Linked DNA regions of Homo sapiens: region 2 is linked to region 1. Evidence: read pairs that join two places in POLR2A ChIA-PET (ENCODE). Cell type or tissue: CD4-positive, alpha-beta T cell. All regions are shown on one strand.

Region 1 (4,000 bases):
CAAGCAATTCTCCTGCCTCAGCCTCCAGAGTAGCAGGGATTACAGCACACGCCACCACGCCCAGCTAATTTTTGTATTTTAAGTAGAGATGGGGTTTCACCATGTTGACCAGGCTGGTCTCAAACTCCTGACCTCAAGTGATCAGCCTGCCCCGGCCTCCCAAAGTGCTGGGATTACAGGCGTGAGCCACTGCACCCGGTCTGTTTTTGTTTTGTTTTGTGTTTTGTTTTTTGTTTTTGAGACAGAGTTTCGCTCTGTTGCCCAGGCTGGAGTGCAGTGGCATGATTTCAGCTCACTACAACCTCCGCCTCCCGGGCTCAAGTGATTCTCCTACCTCAGCGTCCTGAGTAGCTGGGACTACAGGCATGCGCCACCATGCCCGGCTAATTTTTTTTGTATTTTTAGTAGAGACGGGGTTTCACCATGTTGGTCAGGCTGGTCTCGAACTCCTGACCTCAGGTGATCTGCCCGCCTCAGCTTCCCAAAGTGCTGGATTACAGGCGTGAGCTACCATGCCCGGCTCCTTTGTTTTAAAATTATTTCACCAGAACAAAAATATAAGGCGAGACTAACTGTGTGAGCTGTCCTCCTGAAGTGCCCTTGTGAATCTTGCCCTGCATTGGACTTAAGAGCAGAGATAAGGCTCCAAATGTTTCCAAACATACAAGTTTGGAAATAAGTGGGTCATGATGGGATTCCCTTGCCCTGGCATCCTATTACACAAGAGATAGTGGTTCTTGGTTCAGGCTCTTCCCCGCAATCAGAGGCCCCCAATGTCAACTATGGTACACAGGGGTCACAGGGGTTTACATCCTAAAATTTTGATAGCTCTGAACAAATGTTCAAATACCTGTTTGCCTGCAGGTACTTCCTGTGTGAATGTTGCCAGAGATGGAGAACTCCTTGGATTAGGTTAAGGTAGTCTCCTCTTGAGGGTTCCCATGGAGCAGAGCTTAAAGGGAAGATGGAGGCAAACATCACCTATTGTACAGCTGCTCCAGCCAGGCTGACCACCAGCTTCTGGCTGCACTGAGCGCATAGGCAGAGGCTGCAAGCATTTGACATTCTTAAAGACATCAACACGAAGAGGCTTTACAACGTCTACTGGTATTTTTTTCCTGCCAAGCAAAGAACCTTATGCTTATTCTTAGGGTGGCAGGTAAGACATTCTACTCTGTCTCCTATTTTTTCCTTTTTTTTTTTTTTGAGATGGAGTCTTGCTCTCTTGCCCAGGCTGGAGTGCAGTGGCGCAATCTTGGCTCACTGCAAACTCTGCCTCCTGCGTTCAAGTGATTCTCCTGCTTCAGCCTCCCAGGCACCCGTCGTCATGCTCAGCTAATTTTTGAATTTTTAGTAGAGACAGGGTTTCACCATGTTGGCCAGGCTGGTCTCACCTGACCTTGGGTAATCTGCCCACCTTAGCCTCCCAAAGTGTTGGGATTACAGAAGTGAGCCACCACGCCCGACCTGTCTCCTGTTTTTTCAAAAGCCCTTGTGTTCCAAAGGCATTTGAAAATAATAGTACCAGGAAACCTTGTACCCTTTTTTTTTGAGACAGAGTCTTGCTCTGTCGCCCAGGCTGGAGTGTAGTGGCACATCTCAGCCCACTACAACCCCCCGCCTCCTGGGTTCAAGCAATTCCTTTGCCTCAGCCTCCCGAGTAGCTGAGCTGAGATTACAGGTATGTGCCATCATGCCTAGCTAATTTTTGTATTTTTAGTGGAGATGGGGTTTCACTATGTTGGACAGGCTGGTCTTGAACTCCTGGCCTCAAGTGATCCACCCTCCTCAGCCTCCCAAAGTGCTGGGATTACAGGCATGAGTCACCATGCCTGGTTGAAATCTTATACTTCTAAATGAGAAACCTCTCAAAGTTATCTCCTTGATAAGGGTGTGAAGTCATCGCCAGTAGCTTTTTAGGAGCTAGATGGTAAATCTGGAGGCTGACAACAGCAATTTTCATAAATTGCTACCTAAAGTTTTTGAGAGAGAATCCAGTTGAGCCTTTTCTCTGCTCAGTGGCCAGCCTTTTGCTTTCTTCCTTCTCTTATTTTTACCCTTCCACTTTCAAGTCTACAATGTGGCTTTAACTCTGTGTTTTCCACTAATTGGTCCCATGTCCCAGCAAGCAAAATTTGATGCCTGTTGCCTTCCTCAGATTACTGTGGCTCAAGTCACATACACCTATGTTGAATTTCATATTTTGAGTGGTAGACCATAAATGAACGTGCTTAGGACACCATTTCCTTCTTTAGAAATATAGTCTGAAGATGGAATGGAAGTCTACTGTGGTTTTTTTGTTGTTCTTGTTTTTGAGACAGAGTTTCCGCTCTGTTGCCCAGGCTGGAGTTCAGTGGCACAATGTCAGTTCACTGCAACCTCCACCTCCCAGGTTCAAGCAAGTCTCCTGCCTCAGCCACCTGAGTAGCTGGGGTTACAGGCGCGTGCACCACCAAGCCCAGCCAATTTTTGTATTTTAGTAGAGACGAGGTTTTACTATGTTGGCTAAGCTGGTCTTGAACTCCTGACCTCAGGTGATCCGCCCCCCCACCTCGGCCTCCCAACGTGCTGGGAGTACAGGTGTGGGCCATTGCACCCGGCCAGTCTGCTTCTTTTAAATAAAGCAAAGGCATAAGAACATTTTCTTGGCCCAGCACAGTGGCTCATGCCTGTAATCCCAGCACTTTCGGAGGCTGAGGCGGGCGGATCACGAGGTCAGGAGTTTGAGACCAGCCTGGCCAACATGGTGAAACCCCGTCTCTACTAAAAATACAAAAATTAGCCGGGCGCAGTGGCAGGCGCCTGTAATCCCAGCTACTCGGGAGGCTGAGACAGGAGAATCGCTTGAACCCGGGAAGCGAAGGTTGCAGTGAGCAGAGATCATGCCACTGCACCACTCCAGCCCGGGTGATAGAGCAAGACTCCGTCTTGGGGGGTTAAAAAAAACAACATTTATTCTTGCCTTCAGTTTGTAGAATTAGCATGGAAAAAAAAAACACAAAAAGAAAATATCCAAAATTATTGATTGAGTAATGTCATTCAATAAATGCATACTTTTTCTTTTTTTTCAAGAAGTTGTTTCTAAACTTCTCATTTGGACTTCAGAGTCATTAACTTTCTTCATTGAGTGTTTTCTCCCTTTTCATTAAAGAGGGAAACAAAATGAAATGGTTTATGAACATTTTCTTATCATCTTCTCTCAGCCATTTAAAATTCTCCTTCTGTTGAATCTAAATGTTCTGTAACTGAAATCCCATTATGAATAAATAGGCTGGACTGTCTTCCTGTGAAACCTCAGGGAGCTCCTTCCGCCTTTCTAACCTTCATAGAACAATGTAAACATCTTCCAAGTGAAACCCGCAATGAAGGCCTTTTGTTGATTTTCATGGAACTATATGGTTGCACAGGCAGTTAGCTGGCGGTGGTTATTTTAAAACCAAGCACCTCCAAAGAGAGTTTACTTCAAAGTATGCATCTTATAAAGTGAATTTAAAAGAAACTGACAGGAGTCCTCTCTTTAAATACACGTTAAAAAGATAAGTCAACACACAGTGCTGTTATTTGAAGAAATGGGCTTACCTCTTGTACTTCCTCTCAGGAAATTAATTAGAATGGATTAACCAAGAAAACTGAAAAGAGAGACTTGTCTCGCCTTTGTGTGTTTTTTTCTTTCCCCTCTCAGCCTCAAACATAGCTGAATGTGTTTACTTGAAATCAGGATGTGGAAAGTTTTTTGAATTGATTTTAAAACCAAAGAAGCCAGAATAATTTTCCATGGTATTCAGAATCACAGGAATGAGCTCTGTTCAGAAATGGTTTTTGGGTTTTTTTTGAGACGGAGTCTCGCTCTGTCGCCCAGGCTGGAGTGCAGTGGCGTGAACTCGGCTCACTGCAACCTCCGCCTCCTGGGTTCACGCCATTCTCCTGCCTCAGCCTCCCGAGTAGCTGGGACTACAGGCACCCGCCACCACGCCCGGCTAATTTTTTGTATTTTTTGGTA
Region 2 (4,000 bases), 52 kb after region 1:
GCATTGAGGTCCATTGTGTATGATTTTGTTGCCGGAGTGCTAGTCTTCACAATCTAGGGCTGATAGAAGACTTCTGCCTTGTAATTTTAAAAAGTAGAGGGAACACCGCTGCCAATATGAGCAAGTTACTTGTTTCTATCTCTCTCTCTCTTTTTTTTTTTTATTTTTATTTATTGAGACAGAGTCTTGCTCTGTCGCCCAGGCTGGAGTATGGTGGCGCTGTCTGGGCTCACTGCAACCTCCGCCTCTGAGTTAAAGCGATTCTCCTGCCTTGCTCTCCTGAGTAGCTGGGATTACAGGCATGTGCCACCATACCCAGCTAGTTTTTTGTATTTTTAGTAGAGGCGGGGTTTGGCCATGTTGGCCAGGCTGGTCTTGAACTCCTGACCTCAGGTGATCCACCTGCCTCGGCCTCCAAAGTGCTGGGATTACAGGCGTGAGCCACCGCGCCTGGCCTGTGACTTGCTTCTATCTCTGTACTCCCGTACTTGGTTGTGTGTAGCCAATACCCTGAATGAAAAAAAACAAAAAGGTAAAGGTTGGCGGGTGGTGATGTAAGGTTATTTTCATTTCTGTTGATGATAGAAGAAATAAGTATAAGCACCTTCATTTGGCCCTGGTTCCTTTTGCAAATGTATTTTAAGAACATAAACAGGAGTTTCTCAAGCTGGGGGCGAAGGGGTAATTGCATGACAGTTCTCTGCCAGTTGGTGCCATCGAGGCAGCTGGTGCTTGAATGCAGGCATCCTCACAAAGGCTGTCTAGGGCTTTGTGCCAGCTTGCCTTGGAATGAGGACCTGCTCCAGAAGTGGGTGGAGGGGTGCTGATAAAACCCACTGGGCATCTGGCAGTGCTTGCTTGAAAAGGCAATGAACAGCGGCTATTTGTTTGGGGGAAAGGCACACACCTATTCGTTCCTTCCACTTCAAGCTAGAAGTGGAAGAAGAAGATGAATTTCAAGGGTGAAAAGAGGGAAGAGCTGGAAAGAAGGTTTCCTGAAGTTTGAGGGATGATGAAGGCTAAAGTTAACTGTGAGAAAAAGTGTTTTCTCAGCTGTAGGAAAACAGTGCAGCTGTTACTCCAAGAAAAAAGCTGTTAAACCAGGACTTTCATGGCACTACCAGGCATCCAGAACATGGGGTGGGCTAGAGGAGTGAGGGCGACCCTGTAGGAGGGACATGCGTCTTGAGAGGTTAGTGTGGGCCCATGCCTCCCTTTCCCCTTCCCCTGATCTTGCCTCTGAGCACTGGTACTATCCAGGTACAGCTGTGGTTTTCCAAACCAGAGGCCTGTTGTCTGACATTTTGTTTTCTAATTTATGTATTTATGTGAAAAATATTAGAAAGACTTGAAATAATCATCTTTTATTGGACACTGAATCCTAAAGAACAGGATTTTATGGGATCTAGGGTAGGTGAAGCGTGCAAGTTTTTCCTTGTTCAGAGCCCTTGTTGCTAGACTAACCACCTTGAAAGAGAAACATATTGTTACTGGGCAGTGGAATGGGTCAGAGGTGTTCTTTTGAGCAGTGAGCCCTTTCTGTGATGTGGTTTGTGGGGAGAGCGGCCAGTGGTTGAATCTGCACGTGGGGTGATTTAGTCGGGGCTGTCAGCTTCTCAGAAGCGCAGGAAGGGAGGTAGTCGGGGGTGGGCATTACCATAGCACAGCCTGTAGCTGTTCAAGAGCACCAGACTTTTTTTTTTTTTTTTGAGACAGAGTCTTGCTCTGTCACCAGGCTGGAGTGCAATGGCGTGATCTCGGCTCACTGCAACCTCCGACTCCCTGGTTCAAGTGATTCTCCTGCCTCAGCCTCCCAAGTAGCTGGGATTACAGGCACGTGCCACCATGGAGTTTCACTCTTGTTGCCCAGGCTGGAGTGCAATAATGCAATCTTGGCTCACTGCAACCTCTGCCTCCCGGGTTCAAGTGATTCTCCTACCTCAGCCTCTCATGTAGCTGGGATTACGGGCATGTGCCATCATGCCTGGCTAATTTTGTATTTTTAGTAGAGATGGGGTTTCTTCATATTGGTCAGGCTCGTCTAGAACTTCCGACCTCAGGTGATCCGCCCACCTTGGCCTCCCAAACTGCTGGGATTACAGGCGTGAGCCACTGCGCCCAGCCAGGAACACCGGTTTTGTGGCCACCCCAGGGTTAATGCGACACATGCTGGCTTTTCGTTTTAACTGTCATGAGGGAAACCTTTCAAAATGTATTAGACTCTGAGACACTTGAAACTGCCTTCTTCCTAGGATCAGCAGAGCATTTGTTTGTTTGTTTGTTTTTGAGATGGAGCAGAGCGTTTTTTAAAGCTACTAACGATGACTTCCTTTAGTTGTCTCAAGTGTCTGTTAGTATATTGCACAGTAGATACAGAAGTGTGGAACCCAGAGGATGAGTTACTAGCTCCTTCCTTTTCCAGACTGCTGAGTTGTTTGCACTGATGTGTTTTTTGATGCTCCACTGATGGTTGTCACTAGATTTGTCCTTGAGCCAAATCACCTAACCTTTCTGGGCCTCGGTTTTCACATCAGGAAAATAGGAGGACTGGACTAGATCAGGGACTTCCAGTGCAGGTTTTGGGATGTAGCCCTGTTTAGGTTGAATTTTCTGGATGCTGAGTTTGATTAAAAAATCCACTAAAATGTGAGTTTCCTGAGAGCAGGGACTATACTACCAACTCCTAGAACCAGTACCCAGTCACTAGTAAGCATTTAATAAATACTGTATGAATATAGAACTGCATTTTTGGTATTATACTGCATCCATATGTGTTACATATTGTGCATAGAATTTCGTTTGGTGGGGAGAAGAGCTCACTCGCCGCTAAACTCTTGAAGCTTCTGGTGCACTTGAGTTCTAAGGTCCTCTGCACTCCAGCTCTCTGAGAGCAGTGAAATGAGCTCCTTTCTGTTTCCATCCCCGAGCATACGGGCATCTAGCTGGCACTGGGGCCTGTCACCAGCCTAGAAAGCACTCCGTGGCTTGGCAGGGTTTGGGGATTGGGCTGGCACATAGCACCTCTTGGAAAGGGCTTGGCAGGTTTCTCCCTTGCAGCATAATCTCCATGACACAATGAGGCAAATTTTGGGTTTAGTGTTTCACTGGCTGCCGGTTGATAAGCTACTATTTATAAAGTAGAACGAGCAGGGTTTCTGCCCACCTTCTTTTTTGCTGAGACTATTTAAAATTAACTATTTTATAAATTAAAAATAAAACTTTTAAATAAACTTATTTTAATTAAAAATTTGTAAAATAAAAATATCAAAATAAAAAAATTAAAATTAAAAATTAAGAATAAAAATGTAAACATCAAACTTACTTTATAAATGAAACGAGTTTTTACTGTATTTTATTTTATTTGTTTTTTTAGAGACAGAGTCTCACTCTGTTGCCCAGGCTGAAGTGCAGTGATGCAATCTCAGCTCAATGTAACCTCAATCTTCTGGGCTCAATCCATCCTCCTACCTCAGCCTTCCAAGTAGCCGGGACTACAGGCTTGTGTCACCATGCCTGGCTAATTTTTGTATTTTTTGTAGAGACAGTGTCTCACTATGTTACCCAGGCTGGTCTCAAACTCCTGGACTCAAGCGATCTACCCACCTCGGCCTCCCAAAGTGCTGGGATTACAGGCAGGAGCCACTGTGCCCAGCCCTAAAACTAATTAAAAAAAAATATTTAAAACCCAATGGGTACTTTTGTTTTCTCCCAGTCTCCTACACTTCTCCGTTTTGAGTTTCAAGGTTTCATTTTCTTATACCTTTTTCTTAATAGAACTTACTTAACTCACCTTTTCAGCCCTGTTCTGCCACAGGTATTTGTTGCCTCAGTGGGTGCCAGTGAATGTTCCCACAGCTCTTGTTTTTTCCTCAGTGGAAATGAAGGTGTAAAGACGGCTTTAGCTTTCCAACAAGTTTTCTCACACACATAAGTTGCCAGCATGCTCTCCTGTGTTCAGACTGAAGGTGGTGAACCCCACAGTCTGACTGTGGAGATGGCT

The links. Peaks named below come from ENCODE experiments on the same cell type or tissue, not always from the same donor. Only the 100,000 strongest peaks of a DNase experiment are listed, where the experiment ranks them.
Region 2: POLR2A ChIA-PET joins it to region 1 with 5 read pairs; 7 of 35 experiments call an interaction of 5 or more read pairs at or near these places.

Annotation. Positions count from the first base shown.
Region 1 is chr5:80,268,578-80,272,577 of GRCh38, reverse strand. No RefSeq gene overlaps it. Among named protein-coding and RNA genes, the nearest start is that of SERINC5, 15 kb to the right of the region's middle. RefSeq lists a silencer at 1-2. In CD4-positive, alpha-beta T cell, no CTCF peak of the experiment used is centred here; a DNase peak (open chromatin) is centred at 2,337; H3K27ac peaks cover 2,130 bases.
Region 2 is chr5:80,216,383-80,220,382 of GRCh38, reverse strand. The region is part of intron 1 of SERINC5 (serine incorporator 5); the gene reads left to right. Among named protein-coding and RNA genes, the nearest start is that of SERINC5, 38 kb to the left of the region's middle. In CD4-positive, alpha-beta T cell, no CTCF peak of the experiment used is centred here; a DNase peak (open chromatin) is centred at 1,622; H3K27ac peaks cover 394 bases.